Regions from separate parts of the Mus musculus genome. Here region 1 is linked to region 2. A link is a contact called in ENCODE POLR2A ChIA-PET data. All regions are on one chromosome and are shown on one strand. The core of a region is the stretch at or near the end of the contact, and the rest is flanking DNA. Distances in the headings are between cores, read along the strand shown. Region 1 holds the start of Ppp2r3a (protein phosphatase 2, regulatory subunit B'', alpha). Region 2 holds the start of Stag1 (stromal antigen 1).

Region 1 (5,592 bases), core at 2,933-5,432, 610 kb after region 2:
TATGCAAGCCCGAGTTTGACTCTCAAAGGCTACAGTGCATCCGCATGCATCTGCAATGCCATCACTCCGACAGCCAGATGGAAGACAGAGAGAGAAAAACATCACCAGAAGGCTCATGGGCCAGCAAGCCTAGAGGAGGCGGCACAGGGAAACAACAAAGATCCTGCATCACCCAGGAGAGCACCAACTCCTGAAAGTCATCTTCGACTTCCACTCGGGTGCACACATACATGCACACACGCACTCACTCTCACACAATGCAGAGGCAAAACAGGACAGGCACAAGCCCTAGGGAGTGGTTGCTTGGAATCAGTTTTGACTTACTTCTGATCACTGCTGCAATACAAGAAAGCCAGTTTAGTCTGCCATTCATTTTTTTCTCTCTCTCTAAAAATCTTCAGATCCAAAAATACTGGCAACTAATGCAGAACTAATGATAAAACCACTGTCTGGGCAAACTAAAACATCCATGGTCTAGATTCTAAGTTAGGCTATTGATTTGCAGCGCCTGCAATGACTACTTTCGCCCATACACTTCAACTTAAACCTAAACATCAGTGCCTCCAGTCCCATGCTTGCTTTCTATGGGTTCTGAATTCTAAAGTGCTTTTATGGCACATTTACATGAACGTTTAGCATCCCAACATGATCTATGATTTAAATCCACCCCAAAACTATTCTTATGATGCTTTCTATTTCCTGTAGCAACTCCACTATTCACATTTTGGGCAAGCTAGTGCCCTGGAATTCACCCTAGGAAGTTATTTCTCTACCTCAACATTTGTGCCATTATCTTCTTCTAAATCCTATCAACCATGCCTCCTAAGTGCATCTCATAGATACATGAACTTCTTTCCCACCTCACTGCTATCATCCTGGTCTCAGTTACCTTTTATGTTTTAGCTACCTTGTTCAAATCATTTTTTCCATAGCTGATCTTTCACAAACATATTTGGTCCAACAGCTACATTGCTATCAATTTATTCCATTCACATGTGAACTGGCATATTCACAGTGGTATTTACAATAAATTGGAAACAATTCCATGCCTATCAATAGGGGAATGGATAAATCTATATTGAAGCCATAACATGAAAGGCCATATACATCAAAATGGGTAAATTCCCAAGGGAGTGCCACCATTTGTGTAAACAAGATAACTATCAAAAAAAAAAAAAGTTCAGAATAGTAAACAAAACTATTAGCAATGGTTATCTACTCAGAAGGCATGGGGAAAATGTTGACTGGAATAAAATATGTTGTTGTTGAATACACCTGGAGAAGGGCCTGTTTTAAGAAGTACTGTTTTAAGTTCCTTGTGTGGGCTCTGGTGAGTAGGCTGGACTGAGAAGTCAGTAGCAGACAGCCTCTGCTTACTTCCCTACTTCTATCATTCTGCCTCCCTAATCTTTCAAGTTCCAACCACACTAGCTTCTGGGTTCCTGGGGACTGGGGGGGGGGGCTATTCTTTGTCATCTTAGGGTCCCCTAAGCTTTAATTACCAATCCCATGTTTATCCTTCTGATTCTGTCTCTCATGTTCTTTTCCCAACGGAAGAACACTCCTCAGTTTCTGGACTAGGTCAAGATTAACATTTTAGGTACTCAGGAAACCTGTACTTCTCCTCTCAGAATTTAGCACTGCTGTAATGACATAACTGTGTAATTACATATGTTCACACCAATTACCTCTTTAGATGATAAAAACAGAAGTGCAGAGATCAAATCAGTTGCTTTTACCTTTGTATTCCAAGACATGACCTACCTACCACACAGTTTGCAGAGCAGGCTGTCACACATTAAATAAATGACTTCTCTTGCCCTTAAGCTTAAGAAAGCAGAGTCAATACATAACCAAACAAGGACAATGCAGTGTCCTGGTATTAAAGCAGCCGTTCATTTACGACAATGGCTTTCAACCAGGGATAGCTTGGTCCTTCTCAGGGTATGCCCAGCAACGTCTAGAAACAGCTTTGATTGCCATTATTTATGTGTGTAGTGCTACTAACAGCTAGGATTATAAGTCAGGAGTGTGGCTAACCATCCTCTACCTACGGCACAGGATAGGCTACCATGACGAAGTATTATCTCATCTAAAATGTCAACAGCACCACATAAGAGAGATCCTGACTGAGGATGCTACTATTCAAAAGGGAGGCATCCTCCCCCTTACTTGGCGGGGTTCTGTTGTGGTTATTTTGCTGAGGTGTAAGGCAGAGCTAAGGGGATGTCAAGAAGAGCTTCAGAGACGGAAAACTTGAGTTACTTGTTGAAAGGTGACAGAGCCCTGTTCAACTGGAACTGAAATGTGTGGCTGACAAGTTTAAGTTATTACCTTCAAATAGTCTGTACTGCAGAACTGCCCAACCTTATTCCCTTCCTGCTCAAGCAAAATTTCCTCTCTCGGAGGATACGAGGTTTTAGCAGAACCTTAAGGCCAGATTACCTAGACCAAGATAAAGCCAGATAGTCACTGTGTAAAATGCTAAGCTACTTTTTAATATATGCAAATCATATGTGTGAATGTTAAAGCATTAGCTGCCTACTATTCAGGTTGTTGGTGTTTAAAGCTATCATTGAATCCAACCACATGGGCCTTGGGATAGACTTTTCCAGTGTGTGTGTGTGTGTGTGTGTGTGTGTGTGTGTGTGTATAAACAAAACAAAAATCAAACAAACAAACCCCCAAAGAACCGCAAAACTTTGTATTCCTGACCTGAGCTTTCCAGGCTGTGTAAAAGATCCATTTTTCCCCTCTCACGAGTATCTCATGCCATAAGTTTTGTCAGAAGTGGTGAGACAGCCTTTTGAATGCAATAAACGTGAATAAATTGCATGCAAATCAGGAGCCGTCTACAGATTTTTAAGAACGCTTTCAGTAATCGTCATGGAGACCAGTGAAAGAAACTGAGATAATTTTTAACGATGCCAAGGAAAGCCCTGTGTTTACTACAACACGAGCCTGCTGCCTGCTTAGCTGGACGCCCATGCTCTGACCTAGTATGGCAATTCTTAGGGTCCCTGTGCTTGATGCTCTGTTTACAAGAAACTGAGGCCAGACACTAAGGAAGAACAAAGAAAAATGCCTGGCACCAAAGAGGCGGGGGACGTTTTGTACATAACTGAAGATCCGTGGAGGAACTCTTTTCCAATTTTGAAAGGCACTACAAATCATCCTCTCCGCTTACGTGTTCAAGCATTTATTCTATGTTCTTAAACTATTTTCTACAAAGAAAATACCTTATAATTTACAAACAGCAATTTGTCCTCCCCCCTCTGCATCTGCAGACCATCAAGCGGGATAAAATTTCCCTAGGCTTTATCAGAGTGGGAGGAATGGAAATAATGTGAGCACAACACAGTTCCGATGCAACATCAACTCCAAGCCGGGCCAGCTGGTTTCCATCGAGCGGTCCCCAAGGAGAACGCCCCTCAAGCCTGCAGCCCGGCCGGCGCGACCGTGGGACCGGCTGAGGTGCTCGCAGCTCAGCCACTCGGTCGCCCGATACCTTTGTTTCAGGTGCCCCTGTGCCCAGAGTGGCTGGGATCCCGCCCGCAGCCCCGAACTGGTGACACATCCTTCTTTGGCCAAGTCGGGCCGAGGCCGGGCAGGGGGCGGGGAAGGAAAATAAAGCCTCAGCGCCTAACGACGTGACTCTCAGTTCTTCCAGAACCTTGGCATTTGCTGCCCTGCCAAGCTTTCCTGTTAACGAGTTCCCGGCCCGGGCGTCCCGCGAGGTGGGAGGCGCCGGCCATCCGGCCCCCTGGCCTCCTCCGCGGAGCTCCCGGGCCACCGTTCTCCACGGCCGCCAGCCCCGGGAGTCCTCTGGCGTGGCGTGCCTGCGCTCCACCAGGAGTCCCTTCACCGCGCGCGGCCCCTGCGGCCAGGCCAGACCCCGCCCCCGGCCCCGCCCGCCCCGGTCTCTGTGCGCCGCCCCTCGGCCTCGCCAGCCCGTGGAGGGCCGGGGGCTCCCAAGGAGAACCGGCCTAAGGCCCCGCGTCTGTGCGCCTACCTCAGTGCCCGCTGCTCCTCCTCCCGCGGCTGCCTCGGCTCGCAGGCGACGCGCACACGCCACCCCGGCTTCCCGCAGCGCGGGGTCTGGGCCGCTTACGCCGCGCGTGAGGAGCCGAGGCCTGAGCGCGCCCCGCCCAGCCGCCCAGCAGCTTAGCTGCCCGCCAGCGCCACAGCCCCGCCCACTAGCGCCACAGGCCCGCCCACCAGACACGCCCCCTCGGCCCCGGCCCCGCCCACCTGGCCGTGCTGGGTTCCTCCCACTCTCCTTCCTCCGAAAGGGGGCCCTGAGGGGCACTGCGAGAGCCGTCGCCTCGGCCGCCGCTGTGATTTACTTAGTGTAATGGAGAAGGCTATTCGCACTATTTGGGGACTGAATTTCATGTTAAGAGTATACACTTTATGATGGCCGTCATTATTTTTATTACCCTTCTTACTGTCCTCTTCGATAACTGTCCTGCTCTTCCGGGAGGCTATCCCATCTGACTACAGTCTACACTCTTACTGTGGCCCACACCAGCATGCTCCTATTCGCTCAACCCAAGTTGTGTGAATTTTGAACGAAGAGTTTATTTATTTATTTATTTTAAGCGAATTGTTAACAGAATAAAAATTGTTAAATAAACAAAGCTATGTAAAACAAATGCACAACTTAATGGAGTGTTCTGAAACATTTGCAATTTTGATTTCTTAAGCTTTGACCCTAGCTAAAATAATAAGCGAGGTTTGCTTTTACTAAAAGTGGGAAATAAATGGGCTGACTGGGCTAGGGATGTAACCCCGTTGGTATAGTAAACGAGGATAAAACCACATAAACTGGGAGAGGTAATGTATGTCTGCAAAGCTCTGCAGAGGTGGAGGAGGCTAGATAGAGAACAAGAAGTTCCAAGTGTTTGAACTTTGGTGACATTGCTGCTACTTTGAGGCCAACCTGGGCTACATGAGTACCACAGCTAAACAATAAAAATAATGCAGTTCAATTCTAAATTAAAAAGTCAATCAATCATTATGTAAGCACATAGGTAAAACAAGCAAGCCAGTCAGGGGAAGGAACAGTACGTGACATTTGGTCACGTAGAGGTGAAGAACCAGATGTAGATAAGACTTTAAAGAGCCAGGCATTAGGCAAACTGTGAGAACAGGCTCTGCGTACGTGTTTTATCTCTTCCTTTCTGTCAACATTTCTTAGCAAAACAACAGTTGCTTACAGAGTGCCTTATGTGTACATGTGAAATCATATGTGATGTGTACATACATTTAGGTATAGATGGTGCATACAAAATGTATACAATTTCACATTCTGTAGCTATGTGTAAGGTTGATTATAAGAAATATATTTTTATTTTTAAAAGAAAAATGTATATAAAATTGCCTCAAACAGGCTCTACATCCTGAGTCATTTCACCAAGTTAATCTTTTTAATAGCTAGAATGTGGTCTTCGTTGTCTTGAAAGAAGAAAAACCATCACACACCCAACTTTATACTTTCCTATTTTAAAAGTCCTTCACCATACCGCGTTGAATATCTTCTTTTGTGTCAGAACAATCCTGTGAAGAAGGAAGGGCAAGACACAAAGAAGT
Region 2 (5,525 bases), core at 1,845-4,344:
CATCCAGTCTATGTTGGAATCCCAAAGAAGGACATTCTAATAACTGCGAAGGAATGCCTTAGCAACAGGATGATCTTGCCATAGAGAGTGAGGGCAAGCAGTCACAAAGCAAAGGCTTCTACTAGAAGGCATGGCCCCAATTTAGGATGGGTTTCCCACCTGAGCCATGAAGTGAAGAAATGCCTGGCTACAGGGGATTTTAGTTGATTCCAGATGCAGTCAGGCTGACAACCAAGGTCAGCCATTACTCTGTGAATGCCATTATGTGTTTATAGATGTATATGAGCCATGGGAACAACAAAGTTTTTCTTTAGGTAAAAAAAGAGAAGGGTCAGGACTGTCTACGAGATGGTCACAAAATGTGGCATTATACACCTGTAATCTCTGCTCTCATGAGGCTAGGGCAGGGGATTTTTAAAGTTTGAAACGAGCATGGGCTACAGACGGAAACCCTATCTCAAAAAGGAGAGGGCATAGAGGAAAAGGGAGAAGAGGGAGAGAGAGAAAGAGAGAGGGAAGAAAGAAAAGCCTATTACAATTATTCTGGTGTAAGACAATGGGAAGAGGTGGGGAGGAAAGAGCCAGGGCAACAGTAGCCTTTGGAGAACAAAAGCAGAGATTTGAATGACAATAGGATCAGGCTCAGAGTTTCTTTTGGGAATTAAAATAATTATGTATACATACCAGTTCAATTATGTGTGGCAACAAAATAAAATTTAGACTGTTGTGAACTCAAGTTGTATACACACACACACACACACACACACACACATACACAAATGATGATCCAGCAGAAGTCTCAGGATTGATCCTTAACATGGAAAATGCATAATCCCCAACAACAAAAATAAATGCTGGGCTGGGGTGTAATTCAATTGCTGAATCCATGCTTTGTGAGGTCCTGGTTTCAATCTCCAGAGCGAGGGTAAAAAAAATCTGAAGACATTGTAAGATAAAAGCAACAATGCAATAATACAGATAGCATCGATGTATGTGCAGCTCAATATATACATACAGCCACCCTATGAGAGAACTGCTGCTGTTTACATCTTACAGCCGAGGAAGCAGGCGCTGGGATTTGCCTGAAGTTACATTCCTGTTCAGAACCGTCTAGGTTCACAGGTCACAGTGCAGTCCCCAAACCTGCTAAAATTACAGAGTTATTAAGATATTAGGGTAAGAGAGGAATTATTTTTAAGTGTTGAGCTGGATGGAGCTACCTGAAAAGTAGCTGGAAGTACGGTATCTTCCTTCAGGAACAACTGGGAACCGACAAGTAATTTGGGGACTTTTAAAGAGCAACAACGCAGAAAAGGAGCAGAGAACTCAGGGTTGGACTGTAGGATCTAAAACACAAAAATCAAAACAAAACAAAACCCAGAGCTAGCAACTCAATCAGAAGACTAGGGAACAATGTAGGTACAGATTCAAAGGCAGCTTAAAATGTTTTCAAGGGTGGGTGGGGCCTGGTGAAGGACATGACTGCCCCTGGTCCCCTCATTCTCCTTGGATAAGTCTCATTGTCTCTCTCCAAATCCTTCTGCCTTAGCCTCCCAAGGCTGTGGCTAGAGCACCCACAGTGATTCTCTTCAGACATGTGCCTGGGTAAGGAACATTGTGATAGTACAGCAAGTTGAGGGAGTTAACAGCCTTGATTGTTTTTAAAGATAAATGGAAACTAAAAAAAAAAAACAAAACAAAAAACAAAACAAAACAGAAAGCACCTAGAAGATAAAATACTGAAGCTATTCTAGAAAAAAAAAAGGCAATGGCATTCAGGCAGGGCTGGACTGGGGAGAGAAGGGAATGGGGGATGGTTAAACTAGGTGAGATTTTTTTGAGATCACGACTACAAACATGTTGATAGAATATCAGCTCTTTATCAGAGTCCCACACATTCGATAGATTAAATTACATATGACTATGGCTTGGAGCCCGCACCGTCTTTTAACAAGGCAAGCTAAAAACAGGCTCTGCAGAGAACACAATAGGAAGTCAATCAGAGGCTAGTAAACGAGATACTTTGCTGAAAGGACTGTCACGAATTCATACCAAAGTTCCTCCAGTGATGTGGAACGCACTTTGCAACCTTTGGGATACATTCCAGAGACAATTGAGGTACTAGCTAGCTAGCCAGCCCTCAAGACTATAAACAAGTTTAACGTTTCTAAGGAGATATTGAAAATGCAGCTGCCTCTGCCAATAAAAAAAAATTGAGTCAGCAATGAGGCTGATGACCTACAAGACCAAGAATTCACTTTTGTAGTGCGGAGTTAATAAGCAGGCGGAAGGTTAGGAGAGCCTTGGTCAAGGACAGCTTAGGTAGAGAGCAGCAGGGAAGGAAGGGGTCAAGATCTACGCCTGGCTATTTCCCTTTCGGCTAGGCTCCATTATTCGCACGTCCATTTGAGAACCACAGAAAGCAGTCCTAGGCTGTGGGAGAATCTGATTGCTCGCAGAGTCTATCTTCACCGTGTAGCTTCTCCTTTCTCACTAACTAGCCAATGCTGCCGCCTTATGCAAAGCTTGCACCTCGGCGAGAACCTGCTTTACAGAGGCAGGACGACGCCAATCGGCCTGGAGCGGTCACTGTTTCCTTTTAGCTCCGCGGCAGGCAGGGGGTTCGTCCCAGTGCTCGAAACCTTTTCAACCTCGTTCTGAAAAAGCGCCTCATCAATAATAATAAACCGCGCGTTCAATTCTAGCTTGGAGACTCCCGCTAACCGGGGAGGGAGCAGGGCTCGGGGGCGCGTTGGCACGGCTCACCCCGATAACGGGCGGGTGTGGGCGGCTGGCAGCCTCAGGGCGGGAGCGGAGCGCGGCCCCCGCCGGGGAGGGGCCTCGGCGGAAGAGCCGGGGGCGGACTTCTTCCAGGCTCTTGGAGAAGCTCTAAAAATGGCGGGCGGCAACCCAGCGAGCGGGTCGCGCAGGCGCCGCGGAGTCCGTCCTTCCGCTCGCCTGGGGCGGCCCAGGAGCTGTCCACAGCGCCCTCGTCCAGACGTCTCCGCGGCTCGCCATTGGCCGAGCGGAGCAGGAGCCTCGCAGAGGGGGGCGGTGCAGCCACGCAAAAGGCCACGTTTCCCGCGCCGCTGCTGCGCGTGCGCGCCCCCCGGAGGCGAGCGATGGCGCGCGGCCCCGTCCGAGGGCCCCTGCTCGCGCCTCAGCTCCCTCCCCTTTCCGGGCAGGCCCGTCCTGTCAGCGGAGCAGTGAGCAGCGCGGCCAGCAGAGGGCGGTCGGGACCCGAGTCTGCAGCGGCGCCATTGGCGTGTGGAAAATGCCACCAGATGGCGGGTTAGGATTGCAGCTCCGTTGAAGGCGCGGCCCCCGCTCCCGAACCCCCGGCGACCACCCCGTAACCACCCCCCCACCTCGGGAATAACACACCGGAGACTTTTGGGGGGAAACTAGGTCGACGGCCGACAGCGCCCGGATGGGCAGCTGAGGTGAGCGCGGGCGGCGGCGGCGGCGGCGGGGGGCGGGAAAGGGGGAAATGCGGCGGCGGCGGCGGCAGCGGCGCGGGGGCTGGAAGCGCCGATCCAAGATGGAGGCCGGGCGAGAGCTTGGGAGCGCGAGCGGCGAGCGGCGGGCGGGCGGGCGGGCCGGCGCGGGCCCCGCGCGGGGGAGGGAGGCCGCGCGGGCCTGTGCGCGGCGCGGCGCGGCGGCTGCAGGCGGGCGGCCGAGCGTCCGGGACCCGCTGTGGGCGCGGCGGGCGCTCCGCTTCCCTCCACCCCTCCCCGCGGGCCGCGAAAACGGTGCCCCCGCCCGCCCGGGCTCCGCGGCGGTAGCGCGGAAGCCTTTGTGGCGCGCTCGGGCCCGCCGCCAAGCCCGCCCTCCGCCCCCCCGCCCGGGCTCTCGGGACTCGCCCGCGCCCGGGCCAGCCTAGGCGGGCTGGCGCGAACGCCTTCCGCCGCCCTGCGTTTCTGCGGTGCTTTGGCGGCGGCGGCGTCACATGACAAGGAGCTCGCTTCTGTCGAGGGTCCTGGGGGTCGCTCAGCCCAGACTGCTGTCCCAGGCCCCTGCTTTGCTGGGGTGGGGTAGGGCTGAGGACCTGGGCCGACGGGACGTCGCAGTCCTGGCTTTCCCGCTATCCGCCGTCCGAGCTCCGGGTGAAACGTGTCCAGGCCGGAGCACTGCCCCGCTAGTTTCCCAATCCCCCGGGAGATGAGGCCAATAAAAGTTGTTTTTCCTCTTCCCTGAAGGTGGGGGGCGGGATGAAGAGCTGGGAAACCCGAGTGCTGGGAGCTGGACTTGGAGGGGTCCGAACCGAGTGCTGTTTGTGTGTAGTAGGGACCACAACATTTTCTGGTTTTCGGATTGTCACGTCACCCGCTTCTGTCTACGTTAGGATTGTTACTGATTCTTTCCACATTGCAGACAGTCGTGTCCTGGGAGTGTTAAGCTCTGGGGTGGTTTTGGAGCCCTATAGACCCCAAATAGTGCAGTTTGTGGTAGCGAGTTATTTGCTGTTGAAGTTGGTGTTAACATGAGGGGCATGTTTATTCTCTTCTGGTTGTGCTTAGAGACAGCTATATTTTACATCTAGCAAAAGTAGTGTTTGTGAAAGTACCAAAATCCGCATAAAGTTGTACGATGTGTAACTTAATGGAATTTGTAACTTTACCTTTAGGTTTCCCAGTGGGTTTTTTTTTTTTTTCATATATAGATAGCAAATTCTGATGGTGAAGCTCTTATGGAAATGTACAGAACAGTGGGAGTTCTTGTATGATGGGTGATGGTCTTATAATGTATATAAATCGAGGCTAACAATTAGAAATACTGAAAGAACAAGGAATGATATTTCATTGTTTTTAATTATGGGGAATGTAACACTTTTTTTTTTTACCCGAATAAACTTCTAAGAGAAACCCCACAGGTGTTTTTTTTTTTTTTTTCTTTGCATTTTATAACTGTGCTTTGGAGTTCTGCATATTGTTCTATGCTTGTAATTCTGTTTACTGAGAAGGCAGAGGCAAGGGGAATCATACGTTGAAATTAGCATGGACGTTTTATGAGATACTGCCTTTAAAACAAAACAAATAGAGGTCTAGTATTGTCGTTTCTGAAGAGATTAATACAATCACTGTGTGCTTGTCCCCTCCACAACCAACATGATCTCGTTGTGTAGCCCAGGCTGGCCTTGAAATCACTATGTACACAGTCTAAGGTGGCAGTTCTTTTCTTCAGCTTATGGAGATCTGAGATTATAGGTGGGTGCCAGGCCAGCCAATTACTGAATGGCTCTTTTGTGTTTTGTTTTGTTTTTTTCTTCAGAAAGGATCTTGGTATGTAGTTCAAGATGGCCTTGAATTTATAGCGATTCTTCTGTTTCATACTTTCAAATGCTGGGATTACTGCCACTCTTGGCTTTGAAAGGTTCTTTTAAAAACTCAAGCTGTGTTGCAGGGACGAGTGAGAACCTTGAACTGAACTTTGAGACATCTCCTAGGTTTGAGGTCTTGGTTTTACTTTTTAACTATTTAAATCTTACCTTCCTCATTTCTAAAGTTGAGGTAAGCCAATGGTTC

The links. ChIA-PET counts read pairs that join two places held with the same protein, here RNA polymerase II (POLR2A).
Region 1: POLR2A ChIA-PET joins it to region 2 with 16 read pairs in Patski. The contact joins the promoter of Ppp2r3a here to the promoter of Stag1 in region 2. POLR2A ChIA-PET finds 5 or more read pairs at or near these places in 2 of 5 experiments (Patski and embryonic stem cell).

Annotation. Positions count from the first base shown.
Region 1 is chr9:101,247,650-101,253,241 of GRCm38, forward strand. It overlaps Ppp2r3a (protein phosphatase 2, regulatory subunit B'', alpha), which reads right to left and starts at 4,183. Exons shown (of 14, transcript NM_001161362.3): 1 at 4,013-4,183.
Region 2 is chr9:100,640,354-100,645,878 of GRCm38, forward strand. Stag1 (stromal antigen 1) reads left to right here and starts at 3,095. Exons shown (of 34, transcript NM_009282.4): 1 at 3,095-3,443.